Regions from separate parts of the Homo sapiens genome. Here all the other regions are linked to region 1. Evidence: chromatin contacts called from ENCODE Hi-C or POLR2A ChIA-PET data. All regions are on one chromosome and are shown on one strand. Each heading gives the region's core, a stretch centred on a gene start or an enhancer-like site at or near the end of the contact. The rest is flanking DNA. Distances are from core to core; before and after follow the strand shown.

Region 1 (2,870 bases), core at 312-2,811:
CATCCTCAGTCCCTTGGGCACAAGAAGTCCTCCCATCTCAGCTTTGGGGTCTTTTTCTATTAACCTATAAGCTTCCTGAGGGCAGGACCCACTTATTTCAAATCTCTTAAACCCTGGGATCTATAACTAGTGTCCCAGGAAGCTGCCATGAGCAGGAAGTGGGTTCTAGAGCTCTCAGCACTGTGGGGAGTGTGGGGCTCACAGAGTGGTAGGAGGAAGCATAAACTTCAGTTGCTGACATCTGGAGCACAGCTGCTGTTTTTTTTTTTTTTTTCCTTCTACTTTCATTTTAGGTTTAGGGGATACATGTGCAGGTTCGTTACACGGGTAAATTTCGTGTACAGATGATCCTGTCACCAAGGTAGCGTAGTACCTGATAGGTAGCTTTCCAACCTGCACCCTGGTCCTGGTTCAAGCAGTCCCTGTTGTCTGCTGTGCCCACCTTTGTGCCCATGTGTATTCAATGATTAGCTACCCCTTATAAGTGAGAACACATGGTATTTGGTTTTCTGGTCTTGAGTTAGTTCTCTTAGGCTAATGGCCTCCAGCTGCATCCATGTTGCTACAAGGGACATGATCTCATTCTTATTACGGCTGCATAGTATTCCATGGTATATGGAATATATACCACATTTCTTTATCCAGTCCATCATTGATGGGTATCTTGGATGATTCCATGTTTTTGCTATGGTGAATAGTACTGTGATGAACATACAAGTACATGTGTCTTTTTGGTAGAACAATTTATTTTCCTTTGGGTGTATACCCAATAATAGTTTTGCTGATAGTCGTAAGTTCTTTGGGAAATCTCCACAGTGCTTTCCACAGTGGCTGCACTAATTTACATTCCCACTAGCAGTGTGTAAGTGTTCCTGTTTCTCTGCAACCTTGCTGGCATTTGTTGTTTTTTTACTTTTTCGTAGTAGGACAGCTGCTGCTTCTTTTCACCATCTGTTAATAATAACTGGATGACATGGAATATGGAGGTCTTTGATACATGTACAAATAAACATTGTGTAAACAGATAAGGAAAGTATACGATAGGAGAGAGAAAAGGCCTTTATGAAGCAGGTTTTGGTGGTAATTAATTTGCTACTAAGGCTTCCAGTTGGTGATGTGAGTGATTTGAACTCCTGGGCTAGGGAAGGCTGTGGAAGAATAACCAACCACCTGCTTTCAACTTTAAGCTAATCATCAGTGATTGATTGTCATGAACAATGGCTTGCATTTGTAACTTGGTTCTTACTTATTCAACAACTGGGAAGAGATGGGCGGTCCGAAGCAACTATGTTAGCTCCAGATCTTAATGGAGGTAGGAAGGGGGCTGATGTCGCATAGCCTTTTCACAAGCTGCCAAACCCAGGCGGATGTTGGAAGTTGCCCTTCTGAACTGCCCTTTCATTTCCATCAGGCGGAGGGCTTGCTTTGCTGCCTGGGAACGTGGTGGTGGACTCTGGCTCTGCACCCTTCCTGCAGAGTGAATGCGCTCCAAATTAGAAAAACAGAAGTGTCCTACTTTCTATTCCCCACCACTGCCTCAGCTTGTTGCCGCAGCACCTCCTGCTTCAGCTGCCCTTCCTTGGGTTCTTGGCATGGCTGGGAGGAGCAGGTGCCAAGGCCCAGTGGCCAGCACTGCTGGGAACACAATACCAGTCAGGAATTTAATGATATCTCACTGCACTTAGTAAATATTTTGTGGGGGGGGTCTTAAAAAAAACAACCTGTAGATGTCATAATTAGTGATATAACAAGACAGATTCTGGAAGAAATTTAAAAATATAAAATTTCAGCTTTCAATCTGGATTGGCTGTTTGAATGAAAAGAGTGAGCAGCTTTTCTAGGCTTGGTTAGGGGATGAGGGATAGCGATAGTCTGGTGTGGAAGCATGATAAAGCATGCGGTGGAACAGACCCTCTGAGGAGCTAAAGGGAGGAAAGCAAGCAGTCCATGCTTAAACATGATCTTTATTTTACGTTAGCTCTTGGCATTTCTACTTCTTCAACAATTAATGGAATATATTCACATTTGGAATGGGCTAATTAAGGAACCTAGAATAACGCTAGTCAGTCATTTAGAAAGCCTTTCTTGGAGTGTTACTTTTAGTAAATGTAAAAGCATACTTCAACTTGTAATTCTCTCTAAATGGAAAAATTATAAATGCTGCCACCTGTTGACAAAATTTGAGGGTGCATTCTACTCCAGTTGGTCAGTGATCCCTGCCGACAGGGGATCTTACTGGCTGGATAATGACCCTCAGCTAAAAATGCTTTAAAATGTGCTGGTCTGACTGTACCTTATCTGACATTCTGTTCTTGGCGGCTGATTGGTGTGAGAAGTACACCTGAATTGCTTTGATTTGTTTAGCCCAACTTGAGACACAGATGTAGATCAATTTAAAGAATGCTGAAGCTCCCATGCTACCTTATAGAATCCATCATTTAAGACACCATTTCATATTGTATGCCCTGAAGCCTTAAAGTGGATCTGTGGCTGAAAAGTATGTTTTTCTTTTTCTTTTTTTTCTTTTTTTGAGATAAGAGTCTTGCTCTGTCACCCAGGCTGGAGTGCAGTGGCATGAACATGGCTCACTGCAGCCTTGGCCTCCTGGACTCAAGCGATCCTCCTGCCTCAGCCTCCTGAGTAGCTGGGACTAAAGGCATATACCACCATGCCTGGCTAATTTTAAATTATTTTGTAGAGACAGGATCTCACTTTGTTGCCCAGGCTGGTCTCAAAATCCTGGGCTCAAGTGAAATCCTCTCAAAATGCTGGGACTGTAGGTGTTGACCATTCTTCTCGGCTGAGTATCCATATTTTAAAAGTCTTGTAGATGAATAAATACTACTACTTACTTGGTAGAGCACTTGCCC
Region 2 (2,856 bases), core at 283-2,782, 310 kb before region 1:
AGCTGAGTGAGGACAACATTCCAAATAAGGGAAACATGAAGAAATAGCAAAAGAAGGAAAGTGGGGTTGGGCACGATGGCTCACGCCTGCAATCTCAGCCCTTTGGAAGGCCGAGGCGGGTGGATCACTTGAGGTCAGGACTTTGAGACCAGCCTGGCCAACATGGTGAAACCCTGTCCCTACTAAAAATACAAAAATTAGCCAGGTGTGGTGGTGAGCACCTGTAGTCCCAGCTACTTGGGAGGCTGAGGCAGGAGAATCGCTTAAACCAGAAGGTGGAGGTTGCAGTGAGCTGTGCCACTGCACTCCAGCCTGGGCAACAGAGCAAGACTGCATCCCAAAAGAAAAAGAGAAAAAAAAAGAAGAGGAGCAGGAGGACGAGGGAGGAGGAGGGGGGGAGGGGGAGGGGGGGAGGAGGAGGGGGGAGGGGGAGGGGGAGGGGGAGGGAGGAGGAGGAGGAGGAGGAGGAGGAGGAGGAGGAGGAGGAGGAGGAGGAGGAGGAGGAGGAAAGCCGGAGGGTAAGGCACTTGACTGAAGACTAAACAGGTTTGTGTAGAACCAAAAAAGATGAGGTAAGGAGGAAAACTGGGCCCAGGCTACAAATGCCCCCTAAGGAGTCTGGATTTTCTTCTGAGGGGATACTACCCAAGGAGAATGCAGATCCCCAGATTCATGTGAATTCCTCAAGTGGAAAGTCCCCAGTATGTGAAGGTGTGCTACGTGGGGTGGGGGTTCTCACACATAGGAAATGATGGGAAAGGCATGGGCATAGGACACCTGAAATTCAACTGTGTAAAAATAATGTCCTTCTTTTTAAAGATTCTTAATGAATCTGCTACTCTTTGATGGATATATAGGCACTGTACATTGAGAAAGGACAATAAAATTTAACTGAGCAAACAGTTCAAATACTGCTATGGGTAAGAGCTAATTTGAATATTCATTTGAGGGATCCATACCTTTGCCCCACCTCGCTATACACACATACAAAAAGGAAACTTCTTTAAAAAATAAAATAAAATGAGAAGCTAGAGGTTTTCTTGTGTAAATCATGATGTTAATGAGTCAGAAAGAACTTTCCCAAAGCTTGTCTTCCTGGTTGTCGCGTCTGGCTGGGACATCCACTAATAGCACTGGGAGAGTCAACATTCTGCTGCTGGTGACTCATCCTCCTCTGCTAGCACAGTCGGAGGGACCAGCAAGTTCACGGGGCTGCCCTTGGGAGTCACTCTGAATTATTTTTGTAACATCTTGTCCTTGGATAAAAGGGAATACAGAGTCAGAAACCAGAGGCCAGGAGGCCATCTATTACTCAGCAGAGTTGTTTACACAGCCCTGTTCCTCTATTATCCAGAATTCAGTGTTCTGGATAACTGATAAAATTAAGGCACCTATGTTTCCAGGGAGCTGAATACAGCAAATGCACAAAAGTCATGTTGGATGAAATTCTACCTTCCCTTGATGATTCAGAAGACCATATCAGACCTTCTCAGGCATGACTGCAGATGACAAAGAGATTATTAGAACCTGATTTTGACCCATTTCCATCTCACAAGCCTGTGAAATGTGGACTCAAGGGTGTGGGAGAACTTCAGTTAGCAAAATTTGCATAAATAGTTTCCTTCTACTGTCATCCAGTTAAACAGTCTCCAGGAGCTTGCATGAATGCTTTATCAGGTCACCAAGCTCTCTGATGTATGTCCAGCCAGGTGCTCCCTGAACATTTCTGGGCCTGGCCAAAACTGTGCTTGTTCAGTGCATTTCAGCTGTATATATAGCTAATAATTAGCAGCAGAAATGTGGCACAAACCCAAATCTCATGGATCCCACATTGCACCAAAATAAATATTAATGAAGGCACCTCTGCCTTTTTAGTCTTTCTCCAAATGAATTTTTAAAAAAGCAAAGTTGGCTTAACTGCTCATGACCATTGACTAATATAAAAATCAATAAAAAATCAATAATTATATACTTTTTACAATTTACAAAGCACTTTCAATACTTGATCTCAATCCTCACAATAATTTGAAGTATCATTCCTCTTATTCTACTCATAAGCAAACTAAAGCTTAGAAACACTAAGTGACTTGTGAAAGATCACATGTATTTATTACCTAGGACTCAAATCTAAGTCATTAGACAGCAAAGGAAATGGAAACAACTAATGGAAAAAGGACCTATAATCATGGTGAAAAGGTGAAATTTCAGTAAATTAAAATTGTTTATCTATCTAGTCAGTAAAGTTGGTGTTATACTTCTTTTTAAATGTAAATATAAGCCTGGATTAGGTAGAAGTATAAATTACTGTCACCTATAAACTATGGGTGACAACTCTAAAAATCATTTAGACTCATCATAAATGCACACATTCAACATTATAGAAAGATATCACTGAAAAGCCAAAGTTCCCCTCCCTCCTCCCAGAGATAGTCACTATTCAGTTTTTGGTAAGGCTGAGCAACCCAAATCAAAAAATCTGAAGTCTGAAATGCTCCAAAATATGACTTTTTGACTACCACATTTCTTGAAGGAAATGCTCATTGGAGGATTTTGAATTTTCAGATTTGGGATGCTCAATGGGTAAGCATAGTGCTAATATTATAAAATCCCAAAAATCTGAAATCTGAAAATTGTCTGGTCTCAAGCATTTCAGATAGGGGATACTCATCTGTACAACTCTCCCTGAGAACAATTTAGCTCCACTTTCAATTTGGACTTGAAGATTCTCCTATGTTTTGACACAAGAATCTTACAATATGGTAATGAAAAAATCAAATTGAAAAACAGCATGTATAGGATGATCCTAGCTATGATGCATAGACGCACACATGTAATCCTAAAGAAACGGTGACAAAA
Region 3 (2,754 bases), core at 6-2,505, 380 kb before region 1:
TGAGCAACATTTAAAAGAGCCAACTAATTTGAAATTCTAACGAGAGGGCAGGTGCCCAAAGCGAGAAGCACATTAACCTTTGCTTTGGTAGGCTCTAGTAGATTACGGTGTTCAGTTTTTCCATGTCAGAGTGTCAGAGACCATGGCCCATGACTATTTGCTGAAGGAGCTGGGAATGGATGCTTAGAAAATATTTTTTGAAAGGTATTCATTTACTCATTCAACCAGTATATACTGAATGTCTACTATATGACAGGACTGTTCTAGGCACTAGGGATATGGCAATGAACAAAACATCAAAATCCTTATAAGAATGGAACTTACATTTAGGGGAAAAAATTAGTAAAAGGAATAGTGATCGCTGCAGAGAAAATAAGATGGAGGCTAAAGAGTGTCTGGGAAGTCTTGGAGTTTAAATACGTGGTCAAGGAAGGGTTCATAGTAAAACTGATTCTTGGGCAAAGACCAGAACTTTAGGGAGTATGCCACATGAATATCTATGTAAAGTACATTCCAGGGACAGGGAACAGCAAGTGCAAAGGTACTGAGGCAGAAACATGCTTGGTCTGTTAAAGGAACAGCAAGCAACCTTTAGGGCAGAAGAAGAGGGAGCAAAGTGGAGAATAGGAGATGATGTCACAGTGGGGTCGGGGAGGCAGAGGGCACAGACAATTTAGGACCTTTTAGGCCCTTGTAAGGACTTTGGCTTTTACTCTAAGATAGAAAGCCACTGGGATGCTTTGAGTAGAGGGATAATTGACTGTATTTATAGTTTAACATGCCTAGCTGCTGTGTTAAATAATGAATGTAGAACATAGCAGGGTCAGTTAGGGAGCTGCTGTGGTACAATCCAAGTAAAAATGCTGACTTGGACAAGCCTGGAAGCAACAGAGGCAGTGACATGTGGCTGGACTGGAGACATTTTTGGAAGCTGGAGTCAGTGGGGTATACGAGGGTAAGAGAGGAGCCAAGTCCCCAAGAGTTTTGGCCTAGAAAAATGAATTTGTTATTGATTGAGATGGGTAAGACTGTGTGGGTGGAGCAAGTTTTATGGGTACGTTTTAGACATAAGATCCCTAAGTGAAGATGTTCCTTTATTGGTGTTCATTATACAAGTCTGGAGGTGAGGGGAGAGTTATGGGCCTCTAGAGGTACATATTTGAGAACCATCGCATTCCTGTAAATCGCTATAATTGTGAATTGCATGAAATTGGATGAGATCACCAAGGAAGTGAGGGTAAGTAAAGACACCAGGGGTTAGTCACTGTGCGTCTTAAGATTTCTCTTTCGATTTTGTTTTCTTGGTGAAATAGAAAGCAAAGCATCAGCTGAGAGTGAAGATGAGGGTGTACTGTTGGAGCTTCGAGAAAAGAGAAGGCTTGCAATAGTCACTTAGGGGAGTGGAGATCAGTGGGCAGGGTAGGGTGGGGATATAGTAGGATTGCCCAGGGGCATGAGGGTGAGGGGCCTCCGTTGAAGTTATGCCCATTCTGATAAGGAAGTATTAGACTTGGATTGTAGTTCCAAAGTACAGAATGGAACCACTGGGTGCAAACTATTCATAGAGTGGTTTCAGCCAACCCTAAAAAAGACCCTGCTAAAGATGAAGTCCTCTAAAATGACTATTGTGTTTGATTTCCACCTGAATATTAGACATGTAAAACTAGAATATTATAGCTTCTCTAAAGGTCTTCCTTTTGTTTGGTATTCAAAGCATAAATGCTCATCAAAATTGTTTTCAGATTTTCTAAATATACCACTTTGTTCTGTCTCATCTGTAAGTTTCATGCTACATTTTAAATCAAGTCTTAAATCACATATAATCTGTGTGTTTGCTCACATGCAAGTATCTAATAGGGACAAGTTCAATAGCCTCCTGGTGAGACTTAATAATGCCTGTCTCCTTCATTGCCATACTTTTTACAGAGCTGCTTATTAATCTTGCCATATTCCAAGATCAAGGGTATGGTCCTGTTTACAGTCCTTAGCCTGGCGTTCCAGCCCTCCATGACTGAGGCCAGCTTCATTTTTCAACCTCATTTGCCACTGCCCTCTTCTGCCTGCCAGCTGCTACCATCACAGGCCTGGCTTTTTTGCCATCTGCCTTTGCACAGGCCCTGCCTTTCTCCTGGAAGGGTCACCACCTATCTCCTCATGTCCATATCTGACCTCATCTCCAAATCCTAACTCAGATGCTATCTTATCCATGAAACCAGTGCCTGTACCTTTCAAACCCACCCCCCCCACCCCCCGCCCATTTTCCTTGTCTGGAAAAAGCTTTAGCACTTCACTTCTATTTCTCTTTTGTCAAAGTGACAGTCCCCTTTTAGAATTATGTTTTGCATTCCTCTTCCTTCCCCTCCTAGGATATGAGCTGTGGGAGGGCATAGTCCAAGTTTCATTCATCCAGGTAAACCTCATAGCACACAAGCCCAGTGCCCGCAATAGACCACTTATGAAGGAATGGATGTCTAGATCCTACAAATACAAAATAGAAGGAAAAATATTTGCTAACTTTATATTCTTTCCCTCTTTTGTGTTTTGTTGTGGTTGTGGTTGTGGTTCTTATGTAGGAATTTATTTCTCCCAGAGCACTGAGCTTTCTTTCAAAATTTTAAATCATCATTCCCCATTCACCAGTCCTTACACTAGAAGTTAGATATCTTTGATAGGGCGTATCAGAAGAATTACCTTTCTCCCAGTATCACATGGGCTACAGTGAAACCCGTTTTCTTTTTTTTTTTTAAGGTTTAA

What was found. Hi-C counts contacts between places; a loop is a spot of excess contacts on that map. ChIA-PET counts read pairs that join two places held with the same protein, here RNA polymerase II (POLR2A). Pooled maps may share reads with other maps.
Region 2: a pooled map shows a loop between it and region 1 (8-fold over the local background). The contact joins two enhancer-like sites. A Hi-C loop is called at or near these places in 1 of 168 maps with a recorded cell type or tissue (aorta) and 3 of 50 pooled maps. POLR2A ChIA-PET finds 5 or more read pairs at or near these places in 1 of 52 experiments (H1).
Region 3: a loop to region 1 is called in a map of A673, with 2.8 times the contacts of the local background. The contact joins two enhancer-like sites. A Hi-C loop is called at or near these places in 1 of 168 maps with a recorded cell type or tissue (A673) and 5 of 50 pooled maps. POLR2A ChIA-PET finds 5 or more read pairs at or near these places in 1 of 52 experiments (GM12878).

What each region holds. Positions count from the first base shown.
Region 1 is chr1:65,207,295-65,210,164 of GRCh38, forward strand. The region is part of intron 2 of AK4 (adenylate kinase 4); the gene reads left to right. Among named protein-coding and RNA genes, the nearest start is that of AK4, 61 kb to the left of the region's middle. RefSeq lists an enhancer at 164-243. Within about 2 kb of position 1,562, at least 5 of the 41 ENCODE cell types and tissues checked have a DNase peak (open chromatin) inside an H3K27ac peak, as active enhancers do.
Region 2 is chr1:64,897,084-64,899,939 of GRCh38, forward strand. All of the region lies in intron 1 of JAK1 (Janus kinase 1), which reads right to left. Among named protein-coding and RNA genes, the nearest start is that of JAK1, 68 kb to the right of the region's middle. Within about 2 kb of position 1,533, at least 32 of the 41 ENCODE cell types and tissues checked have a DNase peak (open chromatin) inside an H3K27ac peak, as active enhancers do.
Region 3 is chr1:64,825,921-64,828,674 of GRCh38, forward strand. All of the region lies in intron 11 of RAVER2 (ribonucleoprotein, PTB binding 2), which reads left to right. Among named protein-coding and RNA genes, the nearest start is that of RAVER2, 82 kb to the left of the region's middle. RefSeq lists an enhancer at 1,211-1,390. Within about 2 kb of position 1,256, at least 5 of the 41 ENCODE cell types and tissues checked have a DNase peak (open chromatin) inside an H3K27ac peak, as active enhancers do.